Regions from separate parts of the Mus musculus genome. Here region 1 is linked to region 2. The links are chromatin loops, found by intact Hi-C in ENCODE. Cell type or tissue: left cerebral cortex. All regions are shown on one strand. Links, peaks and the distances in the headings refer to the core of each region. The heading gives the core; the rest is flanking DNA.

The links. Peaks named below come from ENCODE experiments on the same cell type or tissue, not always from the same donor. Only the 100,000 strongest peaks of a DNase experiment are listed, where the experiment ranks them.
Region 1: it touches region 2 in a loop (9-fold over the local background); 2 of 42 quality-filtered maps call a loop at or near these places.

What each region holds. Positions count from the first base shown.
Region 1 is chr14:86,165,392-86,175,105 of GRCm38, forward strand. It overlaps Gm32729 (a long non-coding RNA gene), which reads left to right and starts at 7,545. Exons shown (of 3, transcript XR_383671.3): 1 at 7,545-7,576; 2 at 8,608-8,694. In left cerebral cortex, for the core only: no CTCF peak of the experiment used is centred there; a DNase peak (open chromatin) is centred at 5,919.
Region 2 is chr14:86,242,868-86,252,581 of GRCm38, forward strand. It overlaps 4930529K09Rik (RIKEN cDNA 4930529K09 gene), which reads left to right and starts at 3,103. Exons shown (of 4, transcript NR_040457.1): 1 at 3,103-3,226. In left cerebral cortex, for the core only: no CTCF peak of the experiment used is centred there; DNase peaks (open chromatin) are centred at 5,005 and 6,793.

The DNA of each region.
Region 1 (9,714 bases), core at 1,161-9,160, 77 kb before region 2:
ATCTGCCATAAAATGTCACAGCCTAAATGAGGTTCAAAGGATTTCAATTCAATCCATACTGCATCACAAATACCACCATGAACTAGAGCCAATCCTGCAGCTTTAAATCTTAAAGACACGAAGATAAGAAGACAGGTGTATGCACAAAAGAATAAAGTCTACTAGAAACCAATTATGGTAAAGTCATTTTTCTTTCATAAGAAAAAATTTTATTATAAAAAGAAAAATTACTGCAACAAAGGGACTGTGTTTTTTTTCTTTTTTAAGATTGAAGTATCTATATAGTTTTTCGATGAAATAGATTTTACCAAGGTGGATTAAAAATAAATTGTCCAGTCTGCCATGAATATGATATTTCTAAGAATCACTCCAGCTGCACTAGATATACACTCACTATCTCATGCCCTAAACAATCTGCTGTAATTAATGGGGCAGTTCTAATTAATATGATGTTTTCATATCTAAGATTAAATATACAGATGGGACAAAAGTCTAAAAGTACATCTGGTTCCAAATAAGAGGCTGACAAAGACTCTCTTGCTTGATTTGTTACTTAAATATTTGACAGAGTATAGAGACTTAATATGTAATTTTGCAGGTGAGCTTCACCGCCCAGCTAATCCTACTGCAGATATCTTTATTTTTCAGATACATCGTCCTCATTATGCCCTTATCAGATTGTTGGTGGTGGCAGCTGAATACTTAAGCACAGCAAAGATGTATTATTAGCAAAAATCTGCCCTATTATTTAATTATGAATGGCTGGTTGAACTCTCAAAGTAGAATAAGTATGGCTTTGATAAGTATGCAGAAGTTCTTAAAATGTTCTAAAATAGTGATATCATTAAACAAACTTTTAAAGGTATCTTTTCTATTTACTAAGATAGTCCCACACTTTCGCCATACAGTAGCATACGGTATGACCATAGTAAAAGCAGTCAAAACCTGTACTCTAACCCTTGTCATTACCAGTCTCCTGGCCTGAGGCTGTTTTGTAAACTCTGTGGGTCCTGATCTCTCTGAGACTGACTGTTCTCATTTCAAACCAGATGAAATCTCCATTGCTTCCTGGCAAGCTCGTCATGAGGATTAAATGCGAGGATGTGTGTCAGGATGCATTTCAAAATAGAAAACTATACACATACAGGGTGTCTACAAGTCCTTCTCAAAGAACAGATAGGTTATAAATAATGAGTTGCTAGGTGTCGGCTCTCCTTAACAATGTGGATCTGAAGGTGACTAAGGCGCTCTGTTTTCAACAGTGATCAGGAGTTCAAATTGACGTGGAGGGAACACAGAAGGGAATACATAAAAGGTCAGAGAGCGTCTGATCCTGGAATTCTGCTGGAACCTGGGAGCAAGCAAGGCAAAGGAAAGAAGTGTGCAAAGGAAAGAATACTGATTCTCATAAGAGGCTTGAAAGGTCTGCAGGAGCAGGATAAACCTAGCCTGGTTGGAGTTGATCTTTGGTGTTTGGGAGTTACATGACAGGAACATGGAAAGCTAAGGGAATTCCAGTATGGAAAACTTGGAAGGTTCCAGAAAGTTTCAGCTTTTTCATGTAGGTGTTAATTTATTTTGTGGAGGAAAAACATAACATTCCATAAACTCAGTATTCTTCTGTATGGTAAATAAATTTTGGTCAAATAACCAAGAATAGCCATTCGATTGAGATGGATGATTACAACACAGTGGTTTGGAAATTCTCTGTTATGATTCAATTCAGCAGTGTTTGCAAACCTATCTGCTTGAGCCATAAAGATAGAGGCTGCCTTGAATCGTGGTACCAGATTGGAAAGGAAGGAAGGCCGAGCTGGGTGTGAGACAAGTAAGGGAATATTCTGTTATAGTATGTCATATTCGGGAAGGCAGCAAAAACAAAACAGTGAAAGCATGAGGAGGGGAGAGCTGATAAGAGTTGATAGATGCAGCATTGTAAGGCAAGAGCTTGGGGTTATAATCAATCAAGATACAGCACTTCAGTATGACATTGAGACGAAAATATAAGACATATTTAGTCTGCTGGATGCATGATTGTGACTTTGTCTCAACGATGAGCAGCTCTTGATCAGCTCTTTAGCCTATGTTGGATATAGGTAAGTAAATGTAGATAGAGAATTATAAAAATCAGTTATTTGTATTTAATTACTAAACTTAATATCATAGCTAATACAATAAATGGATATATAAGTTTTATCAGTATGAAGAGTAAAGGAACACAAACAAAGGGGTAACAGTAGTAGGAAATCAGCATTTTGTTAAATCGGTCCTAAAATCATTGCTAAAATATGGCTAGATCCTTAGCTCATGAAGAAAAGAAATGGTCAAAGAAACACTCAAAAGATTTTAGAAAAAGGCACACACACATGCGTGTGTGCACACACTTTCACTCACTCACACACATATACAAACACACACACACACACGCTATCATTTTTCTTCTCAGGAGATGTCCTAGGAATATGAAGAGGAAAGCACGTACTAGCACACTGCAGAATCAGTACAGAGCACGCAGAGGGGAAACAGTAAATTCAGTAAAGTATATGATGCAGAAATACTTAGTATTTTTGTTTTACTTACAAAACTTAAAATTTTCTAGATTGAATTTGACTCCAAGGTTTAAACATGTACCTTGCAAGAGTAGCATAAAATCAGAAGTTAAACCTTTCTTAATTTTGAATGTTGTTATATTAATTACATTTTTTTGGCTCTGTGACCACACATCTGGCAAGGTTTTGGCTTACAATATGAGAGGATACAGTCCGTCATGTCAGCAAAGGCACACCAGCCTAAAGACAAGATGGCCGGTCACTGTGCATATGTATCTGGAAGCTGAGATGAATACAGGTGGCAGTCACATTCTGAGCAGGGCTTCTTGGCTAAGTCTTTCCTAGTCACATGAATGGTGTTTTTTTTTCACAGTGATTTTCATGTCGAATCAAGGTGATAGCAAAGATTAGCAACCATATTTGTAATGAGGCATAGAAGAACAAAATAAGAAGAAAAGCATCATTCAGTTTTGGAACAAATGGAAGTTTGTAAATATTTAGTTCCTTTACTTTGAAAATAACAGTACATATGGCAACAAATATTTGAAAAAATATTTGACACAACCCATTATTTTTGGAACAACAGTTTAGGAAACATTTAACATTTTTTATTTTTATTCATACATATATGCATATATATGTATATGTATATATATATATAGAGAGAGAGAGAGAGAGAGTATTCATGTTAATGTATTATACAAATATATATATAAACCTATACATACCTATAGATATTCCTACATATACATACATAGATATGTATATATGTACATACCTATAGGCATTCCTATATATAAATATATAGATATGTCTATACAAACACCCATATATAATGTATTATATATAAAACCATGTTTGTAAACCTTTTTTATAACTGTAAACCACAAATGCAAATGGATGGTATTTTTATTCACTTTGGAATATAATTTCAATTTGCTAAGATAGGACTTGGAGCAGTTTTCCTTTCTCCAATCCTTGTCACATGATTTCCATAAGCACCAATCTTACATTTTATTTCTGCCACCCCTGCCTACCCATGAGGAGTCTTGGAGTTGGGTGTGGTTCTGGTGTGCTCTTGGTGTATTCTAATATCATTTCAGATTTCAGCACCTCTAGGTTAAAGGAAAGCATCTTATCACTAGGCTATAATGTGACGCTGTCTGTCACTATTCCCCACTGTCACCAACCTGTCCTTATTGCCCCCAACACCCATTTCTACTGTGAACTTTCATCAGCAACTATTTACTGTGTACTTCCCAAAAGTAATGTGAATTTAGCTATAGCTGTGAAGTTTTAACTCTTTCCGCTTCTCTCCAGCGGCCATGTCACCAACAGGGCTGGGACCAAAATCATCCACCAGCAGATCCCCAGGGATGGAACATGTGCTTGCGGCCTCCCCAAGCTCACAACATGTTTTGATGAGCTCTTCCTTCTCCTGTCTAGCTTTAGGTTTAGGCAGAGCTGTGGTCTAAACACACTCCAGAATGTGTGTGTATTGATTTTCAGTCAATATGGTAGGATTTTTAAAGGCAGAGGTATACAAAGGGTAACTAAGTCAGAAGGGTGGAGTCTGGCAGATGGGATTAGGGCTCATAGAATAACTTGAAAGGCAAGGGTTGTTTCTTTCTCTTCCATCCTCAGTGTGAAAACTGAATCCCTTCCTGCTGGGGAATGCAGTAGTGAGGCATTATCCTGAAGACAGGGATCAAACATCAACAGACAACACATAAGCACACAAATTAGTGGCTTGATTTTGGACTTCCCAGCCTAGGGAACTATGATAAATAAATGGCTGTCACTTATATATTGCTCTTAGGTATTGCTACAGCAGCACAGACTAAGATATTTTACTATTAGTATTGCTGCATGAGAATTATAATATATAGCACTCTTTAAACCACGAGTAACTGTAATTTCTCAGAAATAATGGATGGAGCCATAGAACACCGTGGTCTAGATGTGAGGCTCACTGCAAATTGACTTGGGTCACTAACACATGAATTAAGAAGGCAGCTTATCTAGGCCTGTCCATTCCTTTGTTGAACAAGCTAGGAAGCAGTTCTGAGGCTCTACCCTCATCTATCTCTTATCTGAAAGGCTAACCTGGATGTGGACCCATGAATTTGGCTAGATTCCAAGAGCAAGAAAAGGCAAATGTGAAGTTTCACACAGCGTAAGGACAGAACTGGAATACCATCGCATCAGCTGTATTAACTGACAAAAACAAAAACCTCACAGGGCCATTTGACATTCAAAAAGGAAGGAAATAGATGCTACGTACTGAAAGTACAAATGACACCTTCACATTGTAAAAAGAGATAAGAAAAATGAAAGATTGAATAATCAGGATGGCGTTTACAACTGAATGACTATAAAGACCCTGTGATCTCAATTAATTACGTCTCATAGACAAAATATAGCCACCACCTTTCAAGAGCTACAGTCTCTGCCACACTGTGTCATTCAGTCTTACATCAAGTCTTCTGTGCCTCTTCATGATGCAGAGATGTTTTCAACTGAAAAGACAAGGCTTCTATACTCCAAATACAATAATGGTCCAAGACAGATCCTGCCAATCCATTGCAAATTTTCATTCCTATTAAAAATTCAGGCTAGGAGTTACAGAATAATCAGAATTTGGTAGTAATTCTAAGATTTTTGTTTAGTAAATCGATGCCAGACTTAAGATATTGGGTCCAAGCAGTGTTCCTTTATCCAATGTTTATTCTACTACCTGGGAGTGATTCACTTGTCTGACGCTCCCTCTGGATGCTTCTGCAAAGTACTTATCTCCTTAGATCTGAAATGTCCTTTTTCTGTCACATCTTATTTCTGAAGAAAGGTCCTGTGTTTGCAGCTGTGTAGATTTCTCAACATGATTTCTGTTCAAGTAAAATTAAGGGAACCTAGTTACTTTTGCAATTTGAAAGATGTCCGTCCCTTTTAGTTCAATATTGAAGCTCTTCAGTCAATAGAAGTCAATTAAAAACTGTGTGAGCTTTCTATGAACCTGATCATTATCTACTTTGTGGTAGAAAAGTCACCTGAAAAAAAAATCCTTTTTTCAGTCTCACTTTCTAGATGTAATCACAGTTACTTGGGAATCAGACTTCAGTGCCACCCGGCCTATACACGCTTCCTAACAGCCCTTTTATCCAGCTGACAAGGTCTACTAAACATGGCCTTAATTCTTCTTAAAATCTTAGCAAAGGCTCTCACAAGCTAGCTCTAATTTGTCTTCCAGTCTTACATTACTTTGAGAACTTGATCTTGGCAACAGAACTGAAGCTGAGAAACAGTTTTATTTTCCAACAAAGAAGGCTCTCTGTAACACCTCCGAGTTCTGCATACAGCTAGTTCTTTCTTTAACTTGTCTCATTCTTTAGGGTTCCTTATCATATGCAGCTGAGAGCAACCAGATGTCACTGTTTTAAATATTGGCATGGAAACCATCTTGACTGAGTCCAAACACACATAAAGAGCAGTTTCTAGTTTCTAAATTATCCCAGGCCACAATTCCAGCATGCTTTTCTCCCAGATAACAAAGGTTATGAAAATTATTGAAAATTACTTCAAATTTTCTTTTTTAAGAAAAATTAATACAATGTTTTTGGAGATTGGGTATAACCCCAAAAGTTCTTTTTTTCTATGCCATATAGATACTGCACACCAAGTTCTTCAAACTGCAATGATTTAAACCAATAATCATGGACTCGTGGGTAAAGGCATTTGCTGCAAAACTAATGACTTTAGTATGAACTCAGGTAGCCATGTACTAGAATTAGAGATCCAACTTCTGAAAGATGTCTTTTGATCTTCATATATACACCATGATACATATACGTACACATACACACACACACACACACACACAAACACACACACACACACATACACACACACACACACACACACACACACACACACACACACACACACACACAAACCAAGGTAATTTTTAAATGAATTAATAATAAAATTTTAAAAAACAAGTATGTGTTATTTCCACAAATTTATGGCTGGCAAGGCATTTCAGACTATTGAGTTGATGCTCATCTGAACATAGCTTAACATACACATAAATCAGCAGGAAACTGTGAGTAACATGGGAACTGGGTGGTCCCTAGTCTAGTACAGATGCATCAAAGATAACACAAGCTTCCTCTGCTCCACATAGGAAATCTCACTTGGACTTATTCTAACCATGATGGCTAGATTGTAGAGGAAGACTGAAAATATACAACACTTTCATAGTATATCAGACCTAGACTGAAGACTCATTCCTGCCATATTCTCTTGCCCAAAGCAAACCAGGAATCTAATCCATACAGAAAATGTGGGAAAGGTACATCTGTTAAGACTAGAGAGCCATGTTGCTAAGGACATGGATAGAGAAAGGTAAGATAAAGATTCTGGTTATTCTATAGTCTCCTTGTTGGTTGTGGAGCACATCAAGATAGAAAGAACAGTGACAACACACCCTGCTGAAAACACAGCCCTAATTGTGGACAAATGGGGACTCTTGCTGCTGCTGGAAACCAAGAGGACGTCCATGATCTCTGTTTCTGGTAATTCCTTTGCTACAAGCCCTGGGCTTTCACCACAATGTAGTCTTGCCTCATGATGTAAGGAGTGTGACATTCCTCACAATTCCTATTCCCTGGCACCTGAGAATGTGACAATGTTTGGACATTATATCATTGCAGGTATCATTGCAAGTTAAGAAAAAAATCATATTGGGCATATCTGCACTGATATGAGTACCTATGTCCAAAAAGGAAACGAACTGGGACTCAGACACACAGGAAAGAATTCTGTGGTGATAGAGGCAGAGGTCAGAGTAATATGTCTATATGCCTCAATACATCAAGTATTCCCACCAACCATTAGAAGAATCAAGAGGGCTCCTTTTCTAGAGCTTTCAGATAGAGACACAGTTTGAACATCTGTCCTCCAGAACTATCAGACAATGCTTTTCTGTTGTCCTTAGCAACCATGTTGTGATGAATCACTAAAGAAACTTCGTATGTACCTCTTATGCCCCCCAAATAATTTTAGAGTACGGAACAATTTTATAGTTCGTATGGGCCTTTCTGAAATTAAACTGACAAGAGGAAAGCATGAACTGACATAAGAAATATGAACAGGAGAATTTAACACAGCATCAGACCTCTCCTGAAGAAATAGGGTAACAAAGCCCCAGGGTTTGATATGACGTCGAGCAAAGATAGGTAACTATGGGAAAACAACTATATGATGTGGGGGGATGGGTGAGGTAGAGGGAGATAAGAATTATTTAAATAATACTTGTTTGTGCAGAATTTTCTAGGCATTGACTCCTTGATGAACAACTCATTTTTCTCCTAGTACTGGAAGGGCATTGTTCACATGGCCTTTCAATCTCCTGTTTTAGAAAGAACAGGGGAGATTTGGGTGGCATTTTGGCCTCTGCTGTTTTGGAAGTAGCTATAGCTCAAAAAATAGACCTTATACCAATGTAGTGAATTTCACAAGGTATATTTTTTCACACGTACAAACTTTCTAACTGTAAATAAGCTACTCCAACCTTTTGCCTAGTCTAACAAAGGAGAAAAAATAAATCAAGTACAAGCCAGCATGTCTTATTTCTTTAGAATAAAGAAGAGAAAATGAGAGGGATAAAGATGACTGGCTTTAGAATGTTACAGTTTTCTCGTCAGTTCCCACAAAGTTTACCCATTACTACCACCACCTAAAATACCCACTTGAAGGTAATCTCACAGCTTCCAGTACAATTTCATTTGACCTTTAGCTAAAGACCACCTCTACTGGGCAACTGACTTTGTCCCATCTACTTAAGCTGTTTCAGAAGGCAAGTTTGACGCTGTTCCTTTCATTGGTCAGCTGGAGAATCGAAAAGCTGTTCATCCTAAAGGAAGCCAACCTTAAAGGGCCAACTGAGGCAATAACAAAACTTATTTCATATGTTTTTCAGAAAAAAAATATGCAGGGAAGAAAAATGAAAATAATAAAATAGTCTGTTTACCTGAAAAGTATGTTTTTTGTGTGTGTGCAGAATACTATGTTTACAGAGTCAATACATCATGTATGCCAATGAGCAGAAGTGAAGCATGCTTCTTCCACACATTGTTTGACATGAAAAGTGAGTATCTTATTGGCACTGGATAATTTAACCTTATATAGTGGTGTCTAGAGTATATTAGTAGCACGCCATGCAAGAAGGAGATTATTCAGCAATTTGTGTACCAGAGAGAAGCGGTCCAAAATAATTCAGGAGACAGACATGTGCAGGAGGAATGAAGTTGCTTTATGTCAGATGAATACAACTGACATTAAGGTAATAGTGATTGAAATCAGATAAAGCTAAAGAATCCTGCTACCCAGTTGTTAAATGTTGGTTTGTATGTCAGAGTTGTGGACAATGCCATGGAAATATTGATCCAATCACACACACACACACACACACACACACACACACACACACACACACACACACATACCACCACCACTACCACCACCACCACCATATCACACTCAAGGACATATTTACTGCTGTGAATGACAGAGTGATGTGGTTAAAAGAAATAGTTCTGGAGCTTAAGTATCTGATACCCAGTTTATTGTTTACTGGTGTTCAAACTGTACCTGTCACATAGCAATTATATACCTTTTATCTAATCTACACTGTTGTGACAAGCATTGAAAAGGATGATGCAGGCAAAATACAGTTCAAGGAAGAAAATCAGGAAAATCCATATCAGATTCCACCAACACTATTTCACACAGGTACATGCATGTCCATTTGGGTACACACTTGGAACTATAAGCCTCTTCAAATGAGAGTTTTATAACCCTAACAAAAGCTTAAAATTTAAGAAGATCATATTTATTTTTAATTTTAAAATATTGTGAGATGAAACTCAGGGAAATTTCTCCAATTCTAATCTTAAAGAAATGATTAGTTCACTAATAGATGCTGCTGTTCCATACTGAGAAATCCTGTCAGCTAAGCAGCTGAGAGAGAACAGCATTGTCTCCTCTGCCCATGTGAGGGTCATTTGAGTCACACAATAAAAGTGGGAATAATAGGACTAACAGCAAACTAAAGCAGAAGAGATGAGGGAAGCTAAAAGCAGGTCAATTTGTGTGGCTCAACAGATTG
Region 2 (9,714 bases), core at 862-8,861:
CAGGTGTCATAGAAATAATAACAGCAGAAAGCTATTGCCTGCCCTGGGGCAGAAGAACATGGGAAGCTGTTGGAAATGCTACATTTTCAATTGAATTGACCAATATGGCTAGAACTAGCCACAGGGGTGTTCCCAGCATGTGGCTGGTCAGCTGAGCTGAAAGTTAAACACAGTCTAGATTTCAAAGACTAAAGCACTAATTAGACAGTACTAATTTGGCTCACCCCCAATTTACTACCCAGCCAAGAATGGCCTCAAATTATCTTTCTTCCCGTGTACCCTTCCAAAATGCTGGCATGATAGCCATGTATCATTATATATAACATAAATGACATTTTTGATACACAGGGTTATGTACCATATTTTCTCATACACATTCTTTTATACTTTTCTACAAAAGGATAAATTATCATATATAACTGCATTTTGTCTTTACTGGCTCAGAAAAAGCGAACGGCAGCTCCAACAATCCTCAAAGGGGTTTTGTTGTTGTTGGGAAAGGGGACGCTGAGGCTGATGCTGAAGATGTGGAAACCTGGACACCGGTAGCAATTGCTGCCAAATCAACTTGATCTGCTGGGATGACGTAGTGTGGTCACAGAGGTATTGAGAGAAGAAACAGAAAACTGAAGAGCAAAAGATCTTTTTCTCCCCCAGCCCTTCAGTTTTCCTTGGTGCCTCCAATGGACAGAGGCCAGTAGGAAACCAGTTCTGAGAGAGAAATGCGATTCCTTGCACTAAGCTGAATTAAACAAATAGCTCAGTAAGCGGGGCAACAAATATTCATCAAGCAGTAGGTATAGTGCCAGATAGGAGCAGCACAGCCACAAAGCAGGCCTGTCTCTGTCCTCATGCCACTTTTCTTCCAGTGGAAAAAGCAAACACAGAACAAAGGTACAGGGAAGCAGCGGATTTCAGAGCAAGTGCCATGCAGCAAAGATGCTAAGTTTGTGGCTGTATATCAGAGGACCTACTTATCAACTGGACTCATTGCTGCAACAAAGTAACCAACAAAACCACAGGACAAAGAAAGGGCTTGCTTTCACTTTCAGTTGTAGCTGACTCCATCCCTGATGCTTGGAAAGTTCTGATGATTGGAGCTATATCCAGGTCCTTGTGTGCACTCAGAAAGCAGAGAGAAAAAAGGAAGCCTATGCTTAGCTTGCTATCCCCTTCTTGTTTGGGCCAAGTGTGAAATGTATAGATGGTCCTATGCATGTAGATTGGGTCTTCACACTTCAGCTAACCTTACATGGATACTCCCTCACAGAGAGTCAGTGATTCTAGATCAGTGGTTTTTGGTCTACCATTGGCAACTCCTTTGGCATACCCGATATCTTGCATCTCAGATATTTATAGTATGGTTCATAACAGAGGCAAAATGAGTTGTGAAGTCTCTGATAATAATTTGTGTTTGGGGGGGTCACTGCAACATGAGGGAGTGTATTAAAGGGTCACACAGCATTAGGAAAGTTGAGAATCACTGTTCAAGATCCTCTTATTGGACAATCAGTATTAATCATCACAGAAAGTAACGAGAAGAGCACAGAGTACATCTGGAATTTGTAAAGGGCCAAGGTCGCCAGGACAAGTAGTAACTTCTCAGAAATGTGGCTTCTGGTACTAGCATACCAGTAGGCATCTCATAGTGATACAGAGTCATAATGACACAAGTGTGTTGTGCACTAATTTTCCATACAAACATCAATAAAGATACTATTGTTGCCTTCTTACCCAATATGCAATTAGTGTTTATCACTGAGTTACTTAGAAAAAGAACTGGATCTTTCATTAAAGGATTTGTGTTGAAAAACTGAGAAGAATTAAGTGCAGTTTCCATTGATTTGATAGATTTATACATTAACCTAGATTCTAAAATGTAAGAAAAAATATTTTGGTCCTTCAAAGAAAAGGTGAGGTTCATGTTTGATGTCTTTATGGTTAGCTAATCCTTTCAAACAGACCCCTTTCTATTCTCAGGCAAGGTCAATGATAGCAGAGAGTGTCCATGTTCAATTCCTGGATCCCTACATCTAATGATCTATCTCTTATGGATAGCCGTAGTTACATTGATGAGCAAAGTCAGCTCTATGGATTCTCTTGACAGATCAATGCTTTCAGACAACCCTGATTTATTGGGAGAAAATGAACATGGTTTTCAAATAGGAGAGGATCAGTTTAATAATTCTATTGGCTTCAGGTTGCTCTTGGAATAAATGATGATGATCTTTGCTGGGCAGTGGGCGTCGGGGAATAAAGGGAGTGGGAGAAAACTCGCATCCCACCAGAGTTCCCATGCTCTGAGTGGGTGGACGTGGGAGGACTGATTCATGCGTTCCACTCAGTTCTGGGTGGGTGTCTGGCTGTGTGAAGCTATGGACTCAGCCCACTGGGGTTGGACAAGAGGCAGCCCGAGGTCTCTGGGCCTCAATGAAGCCAGAGATAACAGGTTCTTAGTCTCTGGCGTCCCAGACACCACTGGACACCTCGGAAGACCTGAGAACAAAATGGAGGCCCTAGGGGCGGCTCAGTCATCCCTGTGGCTGAAGGGAAGAGAGGGCAGGGTGGAGAGGGGGCTCTGGGTGGTTCCCAGGCAGGTAAGAGTCCTTGGCCCGTGGTTAGAGTGTAGAAAGGCCTTCTAGCGGAAGGTTAGATGCAGCTCTTTAGGGGAAAGCCTATGCCATGGTTTAAGCACTTTGGGCCTTGATGAATAGAGACAGTCTATGGTTTTAGAGATTTATTGTAGAAAGGCAAAGAGAAAGATAGAAGGTAAAACAAAGAGAGAGGCCGGCCATGCCCACGTGGAGAGAGGGGGGAAAGGAGAGAGAAAAGGAGGGTTAGAGATGAGAGTAAGAAAAATGAGAGCTTAAAGAGAGTGAGGAGGGGCCAAGCAGCCCCTTTTATAGTGGGCCAGCTACCTTGCTGTTGCCAGGTAACTGTGCGGAGGTGCATACCTGGCTATAGTCAGGTAACTGTGGGGACGGAATCTAGCCAGAATGTCAGAAGCTTGGGACATTGTCTGTGTAACTTATAGTCGCAGAATTATGGTGATGCGGGCTTTGTGGTGTCTCTGGGAATGTGGCTCACTGTTCCATCCCTTGTAGAGTTTCCTACTGGGTCTCCACTGGGTCACCCACTGGAGCAAGCCTCATTCAACCAGAACAGGCTGCCTTTCATGGCCCCACAGATCTGCCATAAGCACAACATTTAACGTGAAGAGAAAAAGGTAAGAAGATGAGAAAGGGAGGCTCTGAACTGATTTGGAAAATGACTCCTTTCTGAAGAGATCATAAGTACTGTATGAAGGGAGGTAGGAGAAAGAAGAGGGAGGCTTCAGGGCAAAGGGAAGAAAACTTGCATCCTCTAAAAAAACAACATGAACTGGGACACAGACAAAGTATAATTGTCTGAAGGAAAGATGATGAGAGGTGGTTGGAATGGGATTACACAGGGTCCCTGCAAGTCATGGAAAATAATGCGGATTTTACATAATTGCTATGGGAACCACTGTAGGATTTCAGGCAGGAGACTGGTATGATTTGATTTACATATGTAAAAGGTCATTCTCTCTTCTGTGTAGAGGGAAACTCGGGGGGGGGGGGGGGATCAGAGGGAGACTGGAGTACAACCACAACAGCCCAGGTAAGAGATGCTACTGTCTGGGATTCTGCTTGAAGCAATGGAAAGCCTTAGAAATGGATGAATTCAAGATGTAGATTAGAAGGTGAGCCACATCACCATTAGAGAATGCGATGATTCATGTAATTCACAAGTAAATTTTCCAAATACCTAACAGTTAACGTCAAACACAAAAATTTATTTTTTTGAAAAAGAAAACAAAATATGTTTTCATGGGAAATCATTCAAAATTGAACAAAACATTTCTTGAATTTTTTTTTATCCTTCTTTAGAAGATTTCTACCAAACTCACAAGTTATTTTGACTCTAAATCCTTCTCTCCATTTCTGTCTGCCATCTGACACATTTCTCTGTCAATTTCTTGAGTTCCTCAAATTCAATTACTTTCACTCCATATGTTAAAGATCTGGTTGTTTTGAGGCAAGTCTTAATTAGGATGAAAAGATTATTTTTCACTTAATCTAATCCACACGTTGGCTACACCATTTAGATGGGCGCCGCACCTGGCTGACTCGGGGCAGCATCTGCTGGCCCAGACTGCTGCTCAGCCTGCGCGCACTAAGGCCTCCGTCTAACCAGAATTATCTTTGCTTTGAGTCAAGAATCAGATTTAACTGATATAACCCACTAAGGTTAAAATCAGCATGATCCGTACTTACTAATGCCACATATGCAGACATTTGCAAGAACGTGTCTTTCCATTTAGTTCCAATATCTGTTTATGCTTATTTTCCAGTGTTCTAGATGAGTTCGTGGAAATGCTAGATTACAAAAGCTTAACAGGTGATGTTCTTTTCTTCTCTTCTCTCTCTCAAATAATGAATGGGAACCTAAATTAGAAACCAAATTCTCATTTGCTGAAGGATTGGAGACGGAGCTGATGAACTGGATTTTTGAGCAATGGCTTTCTGCGGTTAGGACTACATGACTGAGTTTAGCTGACCTAACAATAAGGTTACCAGCTTCAATGAAATAGAAGGTAAACGCAGATCATTGAGGGATGGAGACTGTGTAAAGGAGGAAGAGGCACAGGTAGCAAAGAACATGTAAGCATTCAGAAAAGGAGACTGTGAAGACACCTAGAAAAATCTACACAGCTGAAAAGGGAAAGTCAAGCTAAAGGAAGATGGCATTTTAAGAAAAGATGTATATGGACATGTCTGCATCCTCATGAAGACGGTGGGGCTAAAGGGAGCCATTCAGAAAGCAACATCAGGAAGTGCAGTGTCCTTGAGAGTGAGGCAATGGGGCTGAGAGCATCAGGAGAGAGATTGGCCTCCATAGTAACAGGTGGGAACATAACAGTGACAAAGGCGAGTGAACCGGGTTTTCTAGATTTAGTTGTGGGCAGATGGAGTTTTCATTCTGTGTTTTCTATTTTCTGAATGAAACATGAAGTGAGGTATTCAGTTAAGAATGAGAGGGTGGGAGGTGTAAAACTTGCAAGTTTGAAATTGAAGTCGTGCTGGGTGGGGAGGCACGGTTTGGTTACTGAGGAGACAATTTCTGAGCAATGCCAAAGACCCCTTGAGGGGTGTGAGGATCTAAAGTGAGAGAGCTGGCTCTGTGCTGGAGCATGCTCAGGCAGTGCTTTAGTACTCAGGGATAAAACTCGGTGGACTCATTGTAGGAGAGGTGGCTCATTGTAGGAGAGGTGGCTCATTGTAGGAGAGGTGGCTCATTGTAGGTCCTGATGGAGGAGTGGATGGGGTTAAGGAGCTGAGGGTATTAGCAAGAGCATTGTTTTGTCCATTTAGTCAACAATGATCGCCAAACCTATCAAAAGCAAGTACAAAATATGGTAATGTAGGGCTAGGTTCTATGTTGAGTTTCCCCCAAAACTTGGCATAGGTTTGGTGTTTTCCTTTAATCTATCCTTCCATTTTCTCTCAATTCTTCTCATAAATAATTAATAGGTTTCAAAATAGTGATATATATTTAGAACTTGCCGTGTATCAAGTACATTTGTTTTTTTGTTTTTTTAATGTATCATAGCATCACTGCTTACAGCACGACTCAAGGAAAGCACCTTTATCAGCCCTGGTATACACGACATTATACACGACATGTATGCATTATACATGACAAAGGCATGAGCAAAGGTGTGGGACAACTCACAGGAACAACCACAGTACGTTCAGAGCACTGTGACTGTGCCTACAGATTCAAAGTCGTCATCAGGTAGTGAAAATGCTCAATGGCTTTTACTACAAGATTCAAAAGCTCCCATTTAAGACATATAAGTCACCACTCTTATCAGCAGACTCTTCTGCAAGGGATAAGAGCTTTAAGCTGTTGTAAAACTGAATAAAATTAATATCCCAAATGATGTGTGTTTACAAATGAAACAAGCATGCCTATGCAAGCTGTGATTGTCTTACATAACAAAAGGAGTCTCTGTTCTTAAACTCTCAGTGGTTTATATGGAATAAAGGAATTACTATTTTATTTCATTTATTTAATTAATTAATTTATGTATTTAATATTGGCTATGGAAAAGAAACACTTCTAAAACTGAACTTTGAAAATAAGCAATCTCTCTCTCTCTCTCTCTGTGTGTGTGTGTGTGTGTGTCTGTCTGTCTGTCTGTCTGTCATCTGTCTGTCTGTCTGTCTCTGTCTGTCTGTCTGTCTGTCTCTGTCTCTCTTTCTGGTCTTTCTTTTTTTTTTGCTTCCTTCCTTCTTACCTTTCTTCCAATTAAACTGAGATAATTCCTCAGCTTTAGAAACTACTCAACATCTAAAAAAAATGCTGTTATGAAGACAATTTTTCCTCTCATACAACAAACAAAACTTAAAATGTATCCTCTTTTCCAAAACTGAAAGAAACAATCACAAAATCAGATGGCAAGAACTTGGGCTTTTAAGAGAGGATGAAACTCATCATTAAAAAAGTGGAGAGTGTTCTCTTAGTTCCTCCCTTGGGGTGGGGGAACACAGAATTCCTGCTACATCATGCAGACATCTCCTTTGATTACTAATACTTCTCAAGACCCCACTCTTTGAAGATGCTCACCCTCACTATCTCTAAAGACACTCCAAGGTCAGAAACGCATCACGTTTTCTTCACAGCTTTGGTCATGCATGACGTGGCAGCCAGGTTTAGTAATAGACAGCTTCTGTTGAGGATTGAGCACATCTTCAGACAGAGTGCTTACTCTCGGCTGCATAGGAGCCTGTTTGAGTTTATTTAAGCGCTCATTTTGAAGTTCATTTAGATTCATGGAAGATGTGTGAAAATAATATAAGAGTTCTCATTTATTCCTCGCTTGCTTCCTAGGAAAGCTCTCTTTTATCTGACCAAATTACGGAGATGAGACTCGGGAAAAACCACACTGCTACAATAATCTGAACTGCACTGCTCATCCTAACACCATGTACCTAGGCTCCTCACTACTGTTATTTGCACAGTGGAGTGTGTCATTTAACTGATGTTTGTCTTAGTTTCCTCTAATCTGGGATAATCTCATGGCCTTTCTTTGTCTTTCATATCGTTTGCCCCTTCAAAGAAGGCTGGTGGGGTTTGATGCTGTTGTTGTTTGTCTGTTGGGTTTTCTGTTTGTTTGTTTGTTAGAATTCTTTCAGCATGCATTTTTAACGTTGCCTGCTAAGAAAGAAGTTGTACATTTCTGTAACAGCACTGCAGAGGAGGAGCCTCAGTGGCTCTGCTGGGTTGAGTGGGTAGCTTACACACAATAGCACGGAAGTGGCTTGTTTCTATATCATTATCTCAGGGGTTGATGATGCCCATGCCTTATTCACAAATGACATCCAAGGCACATGCTTTGTTACGGTCACTTCGACAAGGTCTCTCTAAGAAAGTTACTAGCTCCCCTTAGCTAATATGTAGTTCAGGGGTATGACTGAAAAAGTACACAAATTTCTTCTCAAACTTCTACCCACTAATTTTATCTTGTAACAAAGATCCTGTCCAAAACAATATTGACTGTGGTTTCTATTTCCCTGTTTTCTTCCACCTGATGAGATTTTCTTTTAAATGCTGATACCTTGTTCCTACCACTAATTAAATGAGAATTTACTGAGTATTCTATCCCTTGTCTTCCAATAAGGCTGGAAAGGGGATACTGTTGTTAGCATTTGATTATGAAGAGACTTGTTCTTAGATTGCCATAATAGCTTTTATTCTTGAGCTGCAGAATTGCAAAGGCAATAAAGAAGCTCCGAGCTCCGAATCATTACCCCTTCCTCCCTCCTTACATTTACCTCACTCTTACTGCTGTTAACCATTGCCCACATTTAAAGCTGACTCTCTTTTAACTCTTTTAACTGTTGTTTAGATTTGTTTGTAGTCAGAAATGTCTTTTACAAAGAAAAAATATATTATACTGAGTCTTTATCTGAGGAACAATTGTTGGAGAACATATGAATGAAACTAAAGATATGAAAAATGCTCCCCAGAACGCATCCCAAGATGATATCATATATCTCATATTTATAAGGAAGCCTATCTATTTCAGTCACTTTTCCGTCCCCAAACCACAACTTTATATACACTTGTAAAGCCGAGATGCTGGGCTAGTGGAAAAATAAATAAGAACATGGATAGTATTGAAAGGTCACATGAAAAAAGATTAACCCCTACAGAAAAAACATATGCCCATTAATTATAAATCTTCTCTGTAGAGTAGGGGCAAATCAGGCAGAGGCTGAGCCACTGCCACATCTGTTATTCAGTCATTCCTCCTTCCTTGTTGTGTTCAGTGTCTTTCTTAGCTAACTGTTGCACAAATAAAGAATAGTGGCCTTTGTTTTTGTTTTTTTTAAAGAATGTGAAGTTATGCATTGGGTCAGAACATCTATGAGCCTGTGGGACTTTGGCTGAATGTCACTGAAAATTATGTATGCATTAGAAAACCATCATCATTTGTCTAGCTGTGGAGACACGAAACCTGTTGCCTAATGCAAAGACAGAAAATTTCACTTTGTGTTTTCCTTTTTTTTTCCTTTAATGTTTAATAAGAGAAACCCAAGAAATGTATCTTGGGGAACTCTACTTCCAACCATATAGGCGAATAGATGTGCTCACTGGGATAAATGAAGACACCATAGAAATTTCACTGCCTCTCATTTTTCTTATTCTTGCGGTAAATGAAGAGAGGTTGTCCAGACTTTTAAGAATCATCTTATGATTTTTGACAATATTGGAATGGAAAGATATTAGGAAACTAGGTTTTTAATTAATTTGAGGACCTCTAGAGTTGAACTGTGTAGCAGGAAATCAAATCTCCTCTTTGCTAAAATGGTGACAGTCAGATGGGGTCTTATCAGTGTTCTGCTAGTGGTGTGTCCCACTAAATGGGGAAGTGTTGAGTCAGGGTATACTAAATATATACCTTTTGGAGAAGAGGAGCAAAGATAAGCTTTCATTGGCAATTTTTCTAATGACTAGCATGGCAGTAGAGAATCTGAAGGACAATTTACAGAAAAACTTATTAAGAGAGTACTGGTAACCACTGCAGTGTTAAGGAAAGGAGCCCATATTGTCATAAGTGTTTTTGTCAATAATTGGCACTTTCTAGTATTGAAAAGAATTATTAGTCATCTAGTCTAGTTACTCATCTGATACTCAGCTCTTATCTGGAGTATTTAGGTAAGAATCTGTCTAGTTTTTGCTTGGCTATATCCAGTGAGGAATAACTGTCTACTTCCCACACCAGCCTGTTTTTATCATTGGACAGTTTTGGAAGTTAGAAAGTTGTTTCTGACTTTAAGCTCAAATATGTTTTCCACCAGTTTCTGGCCACTCATTCTCATTCTCGCCCTGATCTTCAGAGCCATGAGTACCATGTTCAATCAGTGATGGCCATGATGAACAGCTTGACATCTCTTGAGGCATCTGACCTTACCAGAAAGTCATTCTCAATATTCCCAAATCCATTTGTCCAAAATCAACATAACATGATGACCACACCAACCTGCACCTCCCCTTGGTATTGCACACACTGAAAAGATATGGCTCCATCCTTCCCAATCCCAATTTCCACGTTATAAGATGAATATTTGTTATTCAAATATAACTACGACATAAGTGTTATTGCTCTCATATTTGAATAAC